2 separate regions of the Homo sapiens genome follow, and region 1 is linked to region 2. A link is an interaction called in ENCODE POLR2A ChIA-PET data of the cell type or tissue named here. Cell type or tissue: endothelial cell of umbilical vein. All regions are shown on one strand. Links, peaks and the distances in the headings refer to the core of each region. The heading gives the core; the rest is flanking DNA.

Region 1 (2,500 bases), core at 1-2,500, 430 kb before region 2:
GAAATCTTGTCACCCATCCTGTCCTCCCCTAAGCATGTGCCAGGAAGGAAGCCTGTGGGTGCTGCAGGGTTACTTGGCCAAGTGCAGGTGAAGCCAGCGCAGGAAGCCCAGCCCTGATTCCACACGGGTTTGGACGCTGCGTCCCCAGCTTCTCTGTGCAGGCCACTGAGGCTCCCAGCTTCCCTCTCATCTTCCCCCGCATCTTCCCCCTTAGCGCCTGGGCCATGTTCCTGGACCGGCCCCAGCAGTGGCTCCAGCTCGTCCTCCTCCCCCCGGCCCTGTTCATCCCGAGCACAGAGAATGAGGAGCAGCGGCTAGCCTCTGCCAGAGCTGTCCCCAGGAATGTCCAGCCGTATGTGGTGTACGAGGAGGTCACCAACGTCTGGATCAATGTAAGCGGGGCAAGCGCTGGCTGTATGCCCGCCTGGGCCCTGGAGTCACACTGTCCCCACCCCCACGTCCTAGAAGGCTGAGCGCCAATGGCAGGTGGTGTTTGCCCTTGTGTGGAGAAGTGAGCTCAGGCCTTGGCCATCCCTGGCTGGCAGGGAAGAGGGTCTAGGGGGGTTGGTGAGTCTGGCAGCCATTGGAGCCTCTCCCCTCATCTATTTTTTTCTTTAATTAGAGACAGGGTTGCTCTGTTGCCCAGACTAGAGTGCAGTGGTGTGGTCATAGCTCACTGCAGCCTTGACCTCCTGGGCCTAAGTGATCCTCCCACCTCAGCCTCCAGAGTAGCTAGGACCACAAGCCTGCACCACCATGCCTGGCTAATTTATTTATTTATTTTTAGAGGTGGGGTCTTACTATGTTGTCCAGGCTGGTCTCTGAAATTCCTGGGCTCAAGCAAGTCTCCTGCCCCAGCCTCCCAAACTACTGGGATTACTGGTGTGAGCCACCATGCCCGGCCACCCACACCTTCTGACGCATCTTCTATCTGCTTTCCGGACAGGTTCATGACATCTTCTATCCCTTCCCCCAATCAGAGGGAGAGGACGAGCTCTGCTTTCTCCGCGCCAATGAATGCAAGACCGGCTTCTGCCATTTGTACAAAGTCACCGCCGTTTTAAAATCCCAGGGCTACGATTGGAGTGAGCCCTTCAGCCCCGGGGAAGGTGAGCAGAGCCTGACGAATGCTGTCGACTCATCGCGTTAGTCACGTGTGGTTCAATATGCTGTTTGTTCATTGGTCGGCCCCCCCACTCAGCCAGCACACCCTGCGGGAGAAGGAACAGGGATCGGCAGGAAGCCAGCCTTCCCCAGTGACTGCATGATCTGGCAGGGCTTAGAGCACCCAACTGTTGGCTTATTCAGGCAGCAGATTTACTGAGCACCTCCCCTGTGCCAGGCCCTTAGCACAACCAGGGGTTGGCCACCTACGGCCCACAGGTCAAATCCGGCCCACCACCTGTGTTCATAAATAAAGTTTTATTGGCACTGAGCCACAGCCACTTGTTTACAGAGACTGTCTGTGGTCGCTTTTGTGCTGCAGCAGCAGAACTGGGTAGTCCCAGCAGAAACTGTTGTGCAAGGCCAAGATTTACTGTCTAGCCCTTTGTAGAAACATTTGCCAGCTCCTGCTGTAGGTAGCTGTGATGGAATTGTTCACTGTAAATAAAGAAAAAGGAAAATCCCTGCTCTTGGGACCTTCTAGTGGAGGAGGCAGTATTCCAGAAACAGTTAGAGGTGCTGCCTCTGGTGTGATGTGCGTGGTGGAAGGAAATGCAGTCGGGCGAGAGGCTTGAGGGTGAGGGGCCTTCTTTCTACAACGGGAGGGCATGAGGACGTCTCTGGAGAGCATGCTGTGGAGGTGAGGGGTCCACACCACGGCTCTGGGCAGAGCCACAGCCCGTACAAAGGCCCTGGGGCAGGCAGGACTGTTCCTGGCATGTTGGAGGAATAGGGAGGAGGCCCCTGTGGCTGGAGCACAGGGAGGAGGGGGAGAGAGGGAGGAGAGGGTGGGGAGAGAAAAAGCAGATGGTGCAGGGCCTGCTGGGGCTCCAGGAGGACTTGGGCTTTGACCCCGAGAGAAATAGGAAGTCGTCACCCTCACCTCAGTTTCAGATGACTCCTCTGGTTGCAGCTTGCACACAGGCCCAGGGGCCGGGAGAGGCGACAGGCTTGCTGTCATGGCAGTGGCTGAGCTGTCCTGGTGGGTCTGATTCTGGATGTGCTTGGACAGCTGAGCCCACACCGTTTGCAGTGGAAAGGGTGGGGGATCAGAGAGGAGGGAGGCGGCATGGATGCCCGGAGGGCTCCGCAGGTCCAGTCTAAGACAGACTCAGAGAGGGACTGTTCTAGGAGAGAAAAAATCCAGAGTCGGGTTTGGATGTGTTCAAGTTGAGGTGCCCGGTAGTGGAGATGCTGTATGGGCCAGTTCCCGTGCCTGGAGCTCAGGGAACCGAGACTCCTGGTGGGATTGCAGGTGTCCTTGCACACTGACAGTGTCAGCCTCGGGATGGGACAGAGCTCCCAAGGGTCACTTCTGGATAGAGAGGTGGGGTGG
Region 2 (15,963 bases), core at 7,087-9,586:
TCCCTCTGCCAACTCCTTCTGCTGCCCCCGCCGAGGAGGGGAACTTCCCAGCCAGAGCTTTCTACTCATAAAGCCAGTGAGTCCCATCCTTGTTGAGTATGTAGAGCGCAGCCCCTTTGAAGGCAAATTGTAGCATCTTTTTTTTTAATTAATTATTTTTTGAGATGGAATCTCACTCTGTTGCCCAGGCTGGAGTGCAGTGGCATGATCTCAGCTCACTGCAACCTCCACCTTCCAGGTTCAAGTGATCCTCCTGCCTCAGCCTACCAATTAGCTGGGATTACAGGTGCCCGCCACCACATCTGACTAATTTTTTTATTTTTAGTGGGGGTGGTGGGAGTCTCACCATGTTGGCCAGGCTGGTCTTGAACTCCTGACCTCAGGTGATCTGCCCGCCGTGGCCTCCCAAAGTGCTGGGATTACATGCGTGAGCCACCGTGCCCCACCTTTCTTTAAAAAAAGACAAATTGAGAAACGGTCTGGCCATGTTGCCCAGTCTGGACTCGACCTCCTGTCTTCAACCAACCCTCCTGCCTCAGCCCCCCAAAGTCCTGGGATTACAGGAACATGCCACAGTTCCTGTCCTGGGCCTAGCTCCCCACCCCCCTCCCCCTTTTTCAGGCAGGATCTTGGTCTCTCACCAAGGCTGGAGTGCAGTGGTACAGTTACACCTCACTGCAGCCTCAATCTCCCGGGCTCAAGTGATCCTCCCACCTCAGCCTCCCAAGTAGCTGGGATTCCAGGCCTGAGCCACCACACCCGGCTGGAATTCCATTATTTATGCCAGAGTTCAGCCTTCACCTACTGGGGACATTGGGTTCGTTCCCCATAATGTTGCTGCTAAACACAGTGTCACGACAAACCTCCTCGTGGGTGTTTCCTTATGAATGTGGGCAAATACCTCTTAGAACAGACAGCCAGAAATGGAACTGCCTACTCAAAGAAGGTTCATATTGTTCACTTTAAAAGATTCCAGGCTGGTGCAGTGTCTCACGCCTGTAATCCCTGCACTTTGGGAGGCTGAGGCAGTCAGATCACCTGAGGTCAGGAGTTCAAGACCAGCCTGGCCAAGATGGTGAGACCCGTCTCTACTAAAAACACAAAAATTAGCTGGGCGTGGTGGCAGGCACCTGTAATCCCAGCTGCTGGGGAGGCTGAGGCAGAGAATTGCTTGAACCTGGGAGGTGGAGGTTGCAGTGAGCCAAGATCACACCACTGCACTCTAGCCTGGGCAACAGAGGGAGACTCTGTCTCAAACAAACAAACAAAAAGATTGTACAGGCAGGGCACAATGGCTCAGGCCTGTAATCTTAGCACTTTGGGAGGCTGAGGCAGGCAGATCACCTGAGGTCAGGAGTTCAAGACCAGCCTGGCCAACATGGTGAAACCCTGTCTCTACTAAAAATACAAAAATTAAGCCAGGCGTGGTGGCGGGCGCCTGTAATCCCAGCTACTCTGGAGGCTGAGGCAGGAGAATCGCTTGAACCCGGGAGGCGGAGGTTGCAGTGAGCCAAGATCGCGCCATCGCACTCCAGCCTGGGGGACAAGAGCGAGACGTCGTCTCCAAAAAAAAAAAAAAAAAAAAAAGGTAAAGAAAGAAAAAAAAAAAGAAGAGAAAACAAAAAGAGCCCAGATGCACACTCAGGCGACAACTAAATATAAATATCTGGGCTCATGCCTGTTACAGTGGCTTATGCCTGTGACCCCAGCACTTTGTGAGGCTGAGGCAGGAGGATCACTTGAGCCCATGAGTTCAAGATCAGCCTGGGCAACATGATGAAACCCAGTCTCTACTAAATATACAAAAAGTTAGCCAGGAATGGTGGCATCCACCTGAGGTCTCAGCGACTCGCGAGGCTGAGGTGGGAGGATCACCTGAGCTCGGAAGTTCAAGGCTGCAGTGAGTCAAGAATACGCTACCGCACTCCAGCCTGGGCAACAGAGTGAGATCCTGTCTCAAGACACAAACAAACCTCTGTGGAATGACCCTCGAATTGTGCTAACAGAGGAGGTCCTGGGACCTCCTCATCAGACTCTGGGAGAGAGAAGGGGCCCAGGCGGTTGGCAGGTTTCCTTTTATTGGTTCTAGACAGTTTGTGGAAGGAAGAGATGAGGCCATCTAGAGGCCGGCAGGCTCGCCCAGTGCCCCAAACACTGCCACCCTGAAGTAGTGTTGGAAGCTGCTCCAGGGATGTTGCAGCCCTAAGCACAGTGACAGGTGGGGGCAGGAGCAGCAGGGGTCCCCGAGGTGTTGAGAGGCTGGTGAGGGCACAGAGAAGGGACCTCCTGGGGCTGAGGCCCCTGGTGGCCCTATGTGTTGGAGCACGCTGGCGCTTGTCTGTCCGGCCTCCAGTCACGCCAAGGCCTCCTGCCCTGACCACCAGCAATGCTGGCCTCAATGTGGCTGAAGCTGGACGTGTGACTTTGACCCCGTGAGGGGGTCCTGGGAGGGCTCAGTTGCTGCCGTTGCTGTCGTCACTGTCCAGGTATGCACCCAGTTGGCTCAGGGAGGACGCGCCAGGCGTCAGGGGTGTAGGGTTGGCCTCCTTCCTGTTCTGCGGGGCTCCTGGTGGGAGAGCGAGAGTTAGCTCATCTCAGCTCCACAGCAGACAGGCCAGGGACAAGGCACGGGGCCGGCCACCTCTGCAGGTTTGCAAGGTCCAGAGGTGACAGCATGTGAATGGCCTGGCCTTTCTGGATGGCACCTGATGGGACCCATTGCAGATTTACATCTGCACACCCGGGACTCAACAGCTCCGCTTCTGAACAATGGCCAATGCAAACCTTGCCCAGGCAGGCAACGTGCGCTGCCAAGAATGGAAATGGCGCAAAGTTCACAGTCCAGTCACTGTGGACTTAATCGCCTTAGGAAACATCATACTAAGGCAACTAAAAGACAAAAACAGGCCGGGCGCGGTGGCTCATGCCTGTAATCCCAGCATTTTGGGAGGCCGAGGTGAGTGGATCACCTGAGGTCGGGAGTTCCAGACCAGCCTGACCAACATGGAGAAATCCCACCTCTACTAATAATACAAAAATTTAGCCGGGCGTGGTGCTGTAGTCCCAGCTACTTGGGAGGCTGAGGCAGAGAACTGCTCAAACCAGGGAGGCGGAGGTTGCGGTGAGCCGAGATGGCACCACTGCACTCCAGCCTGGGCAACAGAGCAAGACTCTGTCTCAAAAAAAAAAAAAGAAAAAAGAAAAAAGAAAAAAAGAAGCCGCCTGCCTTCTCTGCTCACTCCACTAATTGGTCCTGTGGGGGTCGCAGGCCGCCCCCACCCACCCCATGAAGTCTCTGTAACTGCAAAGGGAGCTGCTGCCACCTACAGGCCACTATAGAAACCGCGCCCGGCTCTGGGAACTCTGTGACCTTACCTGGGGTGGGGGCCGCCTGAGGCTGCCCGTTGCTGCAGTCCGGGTCGGCCTTTGCCTTCTTCACCACGACCAGCCTCGACAGCGGGGGCCGGCTGCCCAGGCTGCCAACGCTCTGCTCCCAGACCTCCACCTTCCTCTTGGGCTTTGGGGCCTGCAGGTGATGGGGACACATGTGGGGGTCTGGCCCGGATCCAGGGCCCAGTCTGGCCCCTCGCCACAACCCCTGCTCACTGCCCCATGCCCACTCTTCCACTGCTGCACTGACCACATTCCTCCTCTGCTCTAAACTCCTCTATGGCTCCCCACTGCCCTAGGCTTGGCACTCAAGGCCTCTGCCCATTCTCCATCCCACATAGCCTGGTCTGGCACTTCCTGAGTCACACCATGGCTTCTCATCTCCACGCCTTTACCCATGCTATTCCCTTCACCAGGGATGCCCCCTTTTCCATGCACTCGCTTGGTGAACTCCTACTCACCCTTCAATACCCAACACAAGACACCCCTCCTCTGAGAAGCCCATCATGGTTCAAGCTCACATGCAGGCTGCATGTCCACGCTCACAGTGCCCTCTGCTGGCTGTTATAACTCTCTCCCCAACTCTGCCGTGAGCTCCTGTCTTCCCCACTGCTGGCTCTGCGGTGCCACAAACAGTTCCTGGCACAAGGAGGTGCTCAATGTACTTGAGAGAACGAGTGAAAATGGAGGAAGCCGCCTTGAGAAAGAGTTAGGGGCAGGTAGAAAAGGCCTCCAGCTCCTTAACTGCAACAGAAGGGACCCTTTAATCTATATTATTAAAAAAATTTTTTTGGGGGGAAGGTCTCACTCTATTGCCCAGGCTGGAGTGCAGTGGTGCAATCATAGCTCACTGCAGCCTCGAACTCCTGGGCTCAAGCGATTCTCCTGCCTCAGCCTCCTGCAGGTGCACGCCACCATGGCAGGCTAACATTTTTAATTTTTGTAGAGACGGGATCTCGCTATGTTGCCCAGGCTGGTCTCAAACTCCTGGCTCAAGCGATCCTCCCGTCTCAGCGTCCCAAAGAGCTGGGATGACAGGCGTGAGCCACTGCATCTAGCCTCTTCAATCTGTTTTATGTTTAAATAGAGGAAGTGGTAACCACTGGGTTAAGGAAGTCCCAATGGGTGCTCTGCCCTCACGGAGCTCACCGTGTGGGGAGGGAGAGGGACAAGGAGACCAATACCCAGGATAACATCCATCTGGGTGAGAGAGAAGCCAGGGTGCGTGAGCTTGAATTGTGAGGATGAGCTTCTCAGAGGAAGGGCGTCTTGCATTGGGTATTGAAGGGCGAGTAGGAGTTCACCAAGCGAGTGCTTGGCAAAGGGGGCATCCCAGGTAAGGGGAATGGCATGGGTAAAGGCGTGATGAGAAGCCACAGTGTGATTCAGGAAGTGCCAGGGCAGGCTAGGTGGGATGGAGAATGGGCAGAGACCTTGAGTGCCAAGCTGACGGTGTGAGGGGCGGCCACTGCTAAGGTGGTGGAGAGGCCTCCTTAAAGTTGTGGCTCTGGGCCGGGCGCAGTGGCTCATGCTTCTAATCCCGGCACTTTGGGAGGCCAAGGCAGGTGGATCACGAGGTCAGATAGAGACCATCCTGGCTAACACGGTGAAAGCCCGTCTCTACTATAAATACAAGAAATTAGCCAGGCTTGGTGGCACACGCCTGTAATCCCAGCTACTCGGGAGACTGAGGCAGGAGAATCGCTTGAACCTGGGAGGCAGAGGTTGCAGTGAGCCGAGATCGTGCCACTGCACTCCAGCCTGGGTGACAGGGCGAGACGCCGTCTCGAAAAAAAAAAAAAAAAATGTCGTAGCTCTGGGCTGATGTCAAAATGAGGAAAAGAAGTCAAAAGGCACAGATGGCCAGGCACAGAGGCACACACCTGTAATCCCAACACTTTGGGAGGCCGAGGCGGGTGGACCACTTGAGGTCAAGAGTTCGAGACCAGCCTGGTCAACATGGTGAAACCCCGTCTCTTTATTAATAAAAAGAAAATACAAAACCTAGCCAGGTGTGGTAGCACACGCCTGTAATCCCAGCTACTCAGGAGGCTAAGGCAGGACAATTGCTACAGGCTGGGAGCCGGAGGTTGCAGTGAGCCGAGACCGTGCCACTGCACTCCAGCCTGGGCGAAAGAACAAGACCGTCTCAAAAAAAAAAAAGTTACCTAGGTTAGTTCCCAAACCTGTTTCTACAGGTGGTACTCATCATCATTAAACTAAACTAAGGATTGGGAGGCCAAGGCGGGAGGACTGCTTGAGGATAGGAGTTTGAGACCAGCCTAGACAACATACAGACTCGCCTCTAAAAAAAAAAAAAGAAAAGAAAATTAAAAATTAGCTGGCTGTGGTGGCACACACTACACACTTGTGGGTCCCAGCTACTTGAGAGGCTGAGGTGGGAGGATCATTTGAGCCCAGGAGTTGGAGGCTGCAGCGAGCTGTGATCGCGTCACTGCACTCCAGCCTGGGTGACAGAGCAAGACCTCATCTCTAAAATAAAAATAAAATAAACCAAGAAAACGCAAGTGTGGAGATATTCCTTCCTATAAAAGTTAGGGTGAAGGTTTGAAAAGTCTTGATGAAGGTGAATCACGTTAAAACCAAATAAAACACCTGCTATCAAATCAGGTAGAGGCACAAGACTGAGGGAGTAAATCAAAAAAGGTTGGACTGCTTTCAAAGTACCTTTACTCTGTTGATTCATTCAAAAAAAAAAGAAAAGAAGAGAGGAAGTTGTAGACAATGAATTCTGGGAGTGGTTTATGTGAGAACCACAGTGTGAGAACTCTAATCAGAGGACACAGCTTCAAAGAAAATGTCTTTTAGAAAAATGTCTTGGGGCCAGACATGGTGGCTGATGTCTGTAATCCCTGTGCCTTGGCGGGAGAACTGCTTGAGGCCAGGTGCGTGAGACCAGCCTGGGCAACACAGCAAGACCGCATCTCTGCAAAAAGAATTTGAAAAATTAGGGGCCAGGCACAGTGGCTCACGCCTGTAATCCCAGCACTTTGGGCGGCCGAGTCAGGTGAATCACCTGAGGTCAGGAGTTCTAGATCAGCCTGGCCAACATGGTGAAACGCCATCTCTACTAAAAATACAAAAATTAGCCGGGCATGGTGGCAGGCGCCTGTAATCCCAGCTACTTGGGAGGCTGAGGCAGTAGAATCGCTTGAACCCGGGGGGCGAAGGTTGCAGTGAGCCAAGATCACACCACTGCACTCCAGCCTGGGCAACAAGAGTGAAACTGTCTAAAAAAAAAAAAAGAAAGAAAGAAAAGAAAAATTAGCCAGGCGTGGTGGTGCGTGCCTGTGGTCCCAGCTGCTCAGGAGACTGAGGTGGGAGGATTGCTTGAGCCTAGGAGGTTCAGGCTGCAGTGAGCTGGGACTGCATTACTGCACTCCAGCCTGGGCAACAGAGTAAGACCCTGTGTCAAACAAACAAACAAAAAAGGAAGAAAGAACAATCGTTTCTTTTTTTTTTTTTTTTTTTTTTTTTGAGACAGAGTCTCGCTCTGTCGCCCAGGCTGGAGTGCAGTGGCACAATCTCGGCTCACTGCAAGCTCCACCTCCTGGGTTCACGCCATTCTCCTGTCTCAGCCTCCTGAGTAGCTGGGACTACAGGCGCCCGCCACCACGCCCGGCTAATTTTTTGTATTTTTAGCAGAGATGGGGTTTCACCGTGTTAGATAGGATGATCTCGATCTCCTGACCTCGTGATCCACCCGCCTTGGCCTCCCAAAGTGCTGGGATTACAGGTGTGAGCCACCGCGCCCGGCCGAGAACAATCGTTTCTGTGTGTCTGTGTTATTGGTTTATGAGCCCCTACTTTTACCACCTTCTTCAATGAACAAACCAGAGTGGCTGAGGCCACCTTGGATGAGTCAGCTGTGGTGGAAAATGCTGGTCATCCACCAAAACTCCTTCCTCCTTTTTTTTTTTTTTTTTTTTGAGATAGAGTCTCACTCTGTTGCCCAGGCTGGAGGGCAATGGCACAATCTCAGCTCACTGCAACCTCTGCCTCCCAGGTTCAAGTGATTCTCCTGCCTCAGCCTCCCGAGTAACTGGGATTACAGGCAGGCACCGCCATGTCCAGCTAATTTTTGTATTTTTAGTAGAGACAGGGTTTCTCCATGTTGGCCAGGCTGGTCTCGAACTCCTGACCTCAGATGATCCGCCTGCCTCGGCCTCCCAAAGTGCTGGGATTACAGCACTTTGAGCCACGGTGCCCGGCCTCCCTTCGTTCTAGTTGGCAGCACAGCCAGGCACGGACCAGCTGGAGGATGCATCTCACAGTTTCCTTCGCCACCAGATGGGGCCTTGTGACTATGCTGTGGCCTCTGGCATGAGAGAAGAACTGAGGTGGGCCGCATCTGAGGCTGCGTGGTCCTCCACACACTTTTTGCCTTCCCACAGCCGGACCCTGAAGGTGCTCTGAGCCAGCTGTGGCCACAGCGCAGGAAGCCGTGCTCCAGAAGGAAGGAGGCTGAGTCCCTGAATGGTTCCAAGGAGCAGAGCTGCCCGAAGTCCTAGACTGTCAGCCCAGGGCTGTTATGACTGAGAAATAAATTTCTATGTTCTTTCTTTACATTCTCTTCTTTCGGCAGCTTAAACAGGGGTTGGCGAATTACAGACCCATAGGCCTGCCACCAGTTTTAGTAAATTAAGTTTTTTTTTTTTTTTTTTTGAGACAGAGTCTCATTCTGTCACCCAGGCTGGGGTGCAGTGGCACGATCTCGGCTCGCTGCAACCTCCGCCTCCCGGGTTCAAGCGATTCTCCTGCCTCAGCCTTCTGAGTAGCTGGGATTACAAGCGTGAGCCACTGCACTCAGCCTTAATTTTTATTTGTTTATTTTAGACAGGGTCTCACTCTTGCTCAGGCTGGAGTTCGGTCATACTGATGCAGCTCACTGCAGCCTTGACCTTCTGGGCTCAAGCGGTCCTCCTGCCTCAGTCTCTCAAACAGCTGGGACCACAGACATGCACCACCACCCATGACTAATTTTTGTAATTTTGTAAAGAAGGGGTCTCACTTTGTTGCCCAGGCTGGTCTCAAACTCCCGGCCTCAAGCGATCCTCCTGCCTTGGCCTCCCAAAATGCTGGGATTACAGGCATGAGCCACTGCACCCCGCCTATAAATAAAGATTTATTGGCACCAGGCAACACCCACTTATTTACACCTGATCATGGGTGTTTTGGGCTACAGCCACAGGGTGGAGGAGTTAGGGTGCAGACTGGCCTTTTAAGAAAAAGTCAAGTTCTGGTCGGGCATGGTGGCTCACGCCTGTAATCCCAGCACTTTGGGAGGCCTAGGCGGGCGGATCACGAGGTGAAGAGATTGAGACCATCCTTCCCAACATGGTGAAACCCCATCTCTACTAAAAATACAAAAAATTAGCTGGGCTTGGTGGCGCGTGCCTGTAGTCCCAGCTACTCGGGAGGCTGAGGCAGGAGAATCGCTTGAACCTGGGAGGCAGAGGTTGCAGTGAGCCAAGATCGTGCCACTGCACTCCAGCCTAGGCGACAGAGCGAGACTCCGTCTCAAAAAACAAAAACAAAAAACAAAAGAAAAAGTCAAGCTGACCCCTGGCTTCAGTTGTCCCTAGTTCACCTGGGAGCCCCCAGGACTCAGGCACCCCACTTACCTCATCCAGGATGGCGGTGGGGTTGGGCCGAAGGGCTGGCTGCAGGGGCGAGGGAGCAGCCTCATCCTCTGAGTCGGAGTCCTCCAGCAGTCTTCGCTTTCTGGCTTCCTCCAACAGGGCCCTGTGGGATGGAAGATGGGAACTTGGACGTGCTCTGTTTGGGGAACAGTGCCTGGGATGTACCTGCTGGGGTGGCGAGGGGCCTGGGTGCCTGGAGACCTCTTCCTGCCCTCAGTGAGCAGGGGTGGGAGGGAGTAGGGGGAGCACAGATTACTTTTTTTTTTTAAGAGACAAGGTCTCACTCTGTCACTCAGGGAGGGTGAAGTGGCACAATCACAGCTCACTGCAACCTCAACCTCCTGGGCTCAAGCGATCCTCCCCACTCAGCTTCCTGAGTAGCTGGGTCCACAGGCGTGTTCCTATGCCTTATTAAATTTTATTTCATTTTATTTTTGAGACAGAGTCTCGCTCTGTTGCCCAGGCTGGAGTGCAGTGGCGCAATCTTGGCTCACTGCAACCCCCACCTCCCAGGTTGAAGCGATTCTCCTGCCTCAGCTTCCCAAGTACCTGGGATTACAGGTGCCTGCCACCACACCCGGCTAATTTTTGTATTTTTTTTTTCTTTTTTGAGATGGAGTCTTTGTTGTCCAGGCTGGAGTGCAGTGGCGTGATCTTGGCTCACTGCAACCTCCGCCTCCTGGGTTCAAGCGATTCTCCAGCCTCAGCCTACCGAGCAGCTAGGACTACAGGCACGCACCACCGTGTCCAGCTAATTTTTGTATTTTTAGTAGAGGCGGGGTTTCGCCATCTTGGCCAGGCCGGTCTCTAATTCTGGGAGTGGTTTATGTGAGAACCACAGTGTGAGAACTCTAATCAGGGGATATAGCTTCAAAGAAAATGTCTTTTAGAAAAATGTCTTGGGGCCAGACATGGTGGCTGATGTCTGTAATCCCTGTGCCTTTAGAGGCCAAGGCAGGAGAAATGCTTAAGGCCAGGAGCATGAGACCAGCCTGGGCAACACAGCAAGACCGCATCTCTGCAAAAAGGATTTTAAAAATCAGGGGCCTACATCCCCTTACCTGGGATGACCCCTTTGCCAAGCACTCGCTTGGTGAACTCCTACTCGACCTTCAATACCCAATGCAAGACGCTCTTCCTCTGAGAAGCTCATCCTCATAATTCAAGCTCACGCATCCTGGCTTCTCTCTCACCCAGATGGATGTTGTCCTGGGTATTGGTCTCCTTGTCCCTCTCCCTCCCCACACAGTGAGCTCCGTGAGGGCAGAGCACCCATTGGGACTTCCTTAACCCAGTGGTTACCACTTCCTCTATTTAAACATAAAACAGATTAAAGGGGCCAGATGCAGTGGCTCATGCCTGTCATCCCAGCTCTTTGGGACGCTGAGACGGGAGGATCGCTTGAGCCAGGGGTTAGAGACCAGCCTGGGCAACATAGCGAGACCCCGTCTCTAAAAAAATTAAAAATGTTAGCTAGGACTACAGGCACATACCACCATGTCCAGCTAATTTCTGTAGTTTTAGTAGAGACGGGGTTTCACCATCTTGGCCAGGCTGGTCTCGAACTCCTGACCTCAGGTGATACGCCCACTTCAGCCTCCCAAAGTGCTGGGATTACGGGCGTGAGCCACCGACCGCACCTAGTCTACTTTTTAATTTTCATTTTTTTTAGGAGGAATCTTGCTCTGTCGCCCAGGCTGGAGTTCAGTGGCACCATCTCGGCTCACTATAACCTCTGCCTCCCGGGTTCAGGCAATTCTCCTGTCTCAGCCTCTGGAGCAGCTGGAATTACAGGCATCTGCCACCACGCCCAGCTAATTTGTTTTTGTATTTTTAGTACAGATGGGGTTTCGCCATGTTGGCCAGGCTGGTCTCGAACTGCTGACCTCAGGTGATCCGCCCGCCTCAGCCTCCCACAGTGCAGGATGGCAGGCAGGAGACCCTGCGCCCGGCCCCTTCTACTTTTTTACATTAACTTTTCCGTGTCCACCGAGGGCAGTGGTGTGGTTAAGTGCCTGGATGCCGGAACCAGCCTGTCTGGATGGAGCCTGGAGGGTAACCTTGGTGGGGCTCATGCCTGGACCTCCCTGGACCTCAGTCCCCTCCATGATGAAGATCACACTGACCCCCAGGGCTGTGTGGGTAGTGAGGTTACAGCCACGCCCGGCACCCGGAAGGTGCAGGATGAACGCAGGCTCCCAACACTGTTCTGCACGGTATCGCTGCTCTGCACACCCATCAGGCACTGACGTGGAACCTACCAGAACCTACCTGCTGGAAGCCCTGGGGACACAGGAGAGGCCACCACGTCCCTGTCCTTACAGCTCAGATTCTAAAGGAGGGAGGGGAGATGAGGCACCAGGAAAGGAGGGGATCAGCACGCGGGCTCAGAGGTGGTCGGCGTCAAAGGCATTCACCAGCCAACCACAGGGGCTCACACGTGTCATCCAGCACTTCAGGAGACTAAGGTGGGAGGATCGCTTGAGGCCAGGAGTTCAAAACCAGCCTGTCCAACATAGCGAGGTCCTGTCTCTACAGAAATAAAAACAATTAGCTGGGCATGGTGATGTGTCCCTGTGGTCCCAGCTACCCAGAAGGCTGAGGCAGGAGGAACGCTTGAGCCCGGGAGATGGAGGCTACAGTGAGCTATGACTGCACTACTGCACTCCAGCCTGGGCGGCAGAGCAAAACCCCGTCTCAAAGAAAAAGAAAAGCGTCGTCCGGGCGCGGTGGCTCACGCCTGCAATCCCAGCACTTTGGGAGGCCGAGGCGGGCGGATCACGAGGTCAGGAGATCGAGACCATCCTGGCTAACACGGTGAAACCCCATCTCTACTAAAAATTACAAAAAATTAGCCGGGCTTGGTGGCGGATGCCTCTAATCCCAGCTACTCGGGAGGCTGAGGCAGAATGGCATGAACCCGGGAGGCGGAGCTTGCAGTGAGCGAGATGGCGCCACTGCCCTCCAGCCTGGGCAGCAGAGGGAGACTCCGTCTCAAAAAAAAAAAAAAAAAAAAAAAAAAAAAGAAAAGTGTTCACCCAGGAGGCCTGAGGCTGTGTCCTCAGAAGGCGGCTGGTGAGGGCGTCCCTTGGTGGGTGTCCGGGAGCCTGTGCTGGGGGCCTCCCACCCTCATGGATGGGACGGGCTCTGGGGCTTCAGCTGTTCCTGCAAACACCATGGTTTATGCGTGACCCCTGCTTTCCTCTGGAGTCTGGAATCCCGGCATGGGTGAGGCAGCGGGGGCTGTGGGACCAGGCCCCATAGGAACCCCACGCTGGGTCTCTAGGAGCTTCCCTAGTGATGGCGCCTTTCTCGAGTCCTCCAGGCTGGTGCTAGGGGATGAGGCGCGTCCTGCGAAGCTCCACCAGGAGAGGATCTGGAAGGCCTGGCCCCCGACACACCACACATGCCTTTCCCCTTTGCTGAATCTGCTGTGTCCTCTCGCTGTGACAAACCGCAGCCATGCGGGCGACCACGTGCTAAGTCACCGTGCCCGGCAGTGGCCTGGGACCCCCTCGAGAGACGCCACAAGGGAGAAAGTGAGATGGGCGGTGGGAAAGGGGTCCTTGCAAAGGCGACACTCCAGAGAGCGGGGAAAGGGTCTGGGGCAGAGGCAGCGCCTGCCGGGGCAGAGGCTGCGAGGTGGGGCTGGGTTGGGCCGGCCCTGACTCACGCGGTCTCCTGCTCGTCCTCCTCCTGCTGCTGCCTCCGCCGCTCCTCCTCCGACAGGCGGTGCTGCCTCAGCATAGCCTCGAAGTCCACGTGCGCCTGCCGCTGGTTCAGGTCTTTCAGCTCCTGGAGGTTCTCCAGCACCTCCATCTCCAGCTTGGAGTCCTTGGTCCGGTTCTCCAGCACCTGGCGGGCGCGGGGCGGCGGGGCTGAGTGCATGGGGATCGCACCACGGGGCAAACCCTGTCTGGCCTCGGGGGCCACTGCGGGCCACGGGAGGAACCCCTACCCCCACGTTTCCATCCTGCTCAGGGAACCCCCTGCCCATGCCCAGCGCTGTGTCCATTTCACAGGTGAGAACACTCAGGTCTGGGGAGGGAAAGTGACCACATGGGGCTGAGCAGTGGTGGAGCCGGGATCTGAGCCCTGGGGCAGGGTGGGGTGGAAAGAGGCTGGCTCTGGACCCAGGTGGCCTGGATTTCTGGCCTGGTGCCATCTTTCAGTAAGAATAATAAGGAAAAATTTGGCCAGGCACAGTGGCTCACGTCTGTAATCCCAGCATTTTGGGAGGCCGGAGCGGGCGGATCACCTGAGATCAGGAGTTCGAGACCAGCCTGGCCAACATGGTGAAACCCTGTCTCTACTAAAAATACAGGCTGGGTGTTATGGGTCACGCCTGTAATCCCAGCACTTTGGGAGGCCGAGGCAGACAGATCACTTGAGGTCAGGAGTTCAAGACCAGCCTGGCCAACATGACGAAACCCCATCTCTACTAAAAATACAAAAAGTAGCTGGGCGTAGTGGCATGTGCCTGTAATCCCAGCTACTTGGGAGGCTGAGGCAGGAGAATTGCTTGAACCCGGGAGGCAGAGGTTGCAGTGAACCAAGATTGCACCACTGGACTCCAACCTGGGTGACAGAGTGAGACTCCATCTCAAAAAAATAAATAAATAATAAAAATACAAAAATTATCCAGGCGTGGTGGCACACACCTGTAATCCCAGCTACTTGGGAGGCTGAGGCAGGAGAATCACTTGAACCCAGGAGGCAGAGGTTGACTGAGCTCAGATCGTGCCAATGCATTCCAGCTTGGGTGACAGAGCGAGACTCTATCTCAAAAATAATAATATTAAGGAAAAATTGTAAAAGACAACCTGAGCACCTACTGTACACCGGGCCCTGGGCTAAGAGGTTTCCATATGCCATCTCATTTAATCCTCACAACCCCCATTTTACAGAAACGGAAACTGAGGCTGAGGGAGGCGAGTCTGGTGGCCACGGGTCCCTGAGAAGTGGCTTTGGAGCCAGGCAGGTTGGGAGTGAATCCTGCCTGGCTGCTTCCCAGTGCTGTGACCTTGTTGTATTTACCCTTTGGAAAAATGGCAATTCTGACAGTTTAAAAGTATGTCCACAAACTCTCTGATGCTCCTCCATTTAAGGGGTGGAGGTGACTCCCCTCCCCTTGAGCAGGGGCTGGACAAGCTACTTGCTCTAATGGAATATGACAGAAATAATGGCACGTAACTTCTGAGACTAGGATGTAAAAGCACAGGCCTTCCTCCTTGCTCTCACTCTTGGGTCACATGCTCTGGGGTACGCAGCTGCCATGTTGTGAGGTTGCTCAAGCAGCTCCCCACACAGCGAGGAACTGAGGCTGACAGCCAACAGCCAGTAGAGGGAGCCAGTTTGCGAGTGGCTCCTCCAGCCCCAGTCCAGCCTTCAGATGATACTGCCCTGGCCAACACCTTGACTGCAACCTCATGGGAGCCCCCAAGCCACAACCATCCAGCTCAGCTGCTTCTGGATGCCTGACTCTCAAAAACTGTGGGATAATAAATGTTTGTTGTTTTCAGTCACTAAGTTTTGGGATAACCTGTTATGTAGCAATAGCTGACTAACACCAGGGTAAGAGCCCCTTGCTGTCAGTGTGGAGGTAACTAAATTCACACACAGACAGCAGTGCGACAGGCCCAGGCACACACCAAACCCTTGCCAAGGCTCATTTCCCTCCCTGTTGCTCTGCATGGCCATGGAAAATGTTGTATCTGGTCTGATGTGGCTTGCTCAGAAAACTCACATTTGGCAGGGGTGGGTGGGTCCAGGAATAGATAAGAATGGATGGGAAATATGGAAGCAGGAGGGGACAGCAGGGAACACAGTCATTTAAAAATCTGTTTTATATATATATGTGTATGTATATATATGTATATGTGTGTGTACATATATATATATATATATATATATATTTTTTTTTTTTTGCGACAGTCTTGCTGTCTTCCAGGCTGGAGTGCAGTGATGTGATCATAGCTAACTGCAGCCTCAACTTCCTGGGCTCAAGTGATCCTCCCGCCTCAGCCTCCCTAGTAGGTGGGACCACAGGTGCACACCAGTACACCTGCCTAATTTTTGTTGTTGTTGTTGAGACAGAGTTTTACTCTTGTTGCCCAGGCTGAAGTGCAATGGCGCGATCTTGGCTCACTGCAACCTCCGCCTCCTGGGTTCAAGCAATTCTCCTGCCTCAGCCTCCTGAGTAGCTTGGATTATAGGCGCGTGCCACCACGCCTGGTTAATTTTTGTATTTTTAGTAGAGACAGGGTTTCGCCGTGTTGGCCAAGCTGGTCTTGAACTCCTGACCTCAGGTGATCCGCCTGCCTCAGCCTCCCAAAGCACTTGGCTGATTTTTTTTTTTTTTTTTTTTTTGACACAGAATCTTGCTCTGTCACCCAGGCTGGAGTGCAGTGGCATGATCTCAGCTCACTGCAGCCTCTGCCTCCTGAGTTCAAGCAATTCTCTGCCTCAGCCTCCCGAGTAGCTGGGATTACAGGTGTCTGCCACCATGCCCGGCTAATTTTTTGTATTTTTAGTAGAGACGGGGTTTCACCCTCTTGGCCAGGCTGGTCTTGAACTCCTGACCTTGTGATCCACCTGCCTTGGCCTCCCAAAGTGCTGCGATTACAGGTGTGAGCCACCACGCCTGGCAAGCACCTGGCTAATTTTTTAATGTTTTATAGAGACAGAGTCTCACTATGTTGCCCAGGCTGGTCTTTGACTCCTAGACTCAAGTGATCCTCCTGTCTCAACCCCTAAAGTAGCTGGGACTACAGGTTCAAGCCACCATGCATGGCTCCTTTTAATATTTCTGAGAAAATACAAAATTGTCCTATTGGAAGTGAACATAATTTCTTTTATTTATTTATTTTTTTTGAGACAGAGTCTTGCTTTGCTGCCCAGGCTGGAGTGC

What was found. Peaks named below come from ENCODE experiments on the same cell type or tissue, not always from the same donor. Only the 100,000 strongest peaks of a DNase experiment are listed, where the experiment ranks them.
Region 1: POLR2A ChIA-PET joins it to region 2 with 5 read pairs; 2 of 35 experiments call an interaction of 5 or more read pairs at or near these places.

Annotation. Positions count from the first base shown.
Region 1 is chr19:4,693,270-4,695,769 of GRCh38, reverse strand. It overlaps DPP9 (dipeptidyl peptidase 9), which reads left to right. Exons shown (of 22, transcript NM_139159.5): 12 at 215-392; 13 at 947-1,109. Among named protein-coding and RNA genes, the nearest start is that of DPP9-AS1, 15 kb to the right of the region's middle. RefSeq lists an enhancer at 520-1,719. In endothelial cell of umbilical vein, for the core only: no CTCF peak of the experiment used is centred there; a DNase peak (open chromatin) is centred at 1,199; H3K27ac peaks cover 1,058 bases.
Region 2 is chr19:4,255,187-4,271,149 of GRCh38, reverse strand. It overlaps YJU2 (YJU2 splicing factor homolog), which reads right to left. Exons shown (of 8, transcript NM_018074.6): 5 at 12,727-12,908; 6 at 9,036-9,156; 7 at 3,376-3,526; 8 at 2,062-2,566. The coding sequence ends at 2,454. Among named protein-coding and RNA genes, the nearest start is that of YJU2, 16 kb to the right of the region's middle. In endothelial cell of umbilical vein, for the core only: no CTCF peak of the experiment used is centred there; no DNase peak of the experiment used is centred there.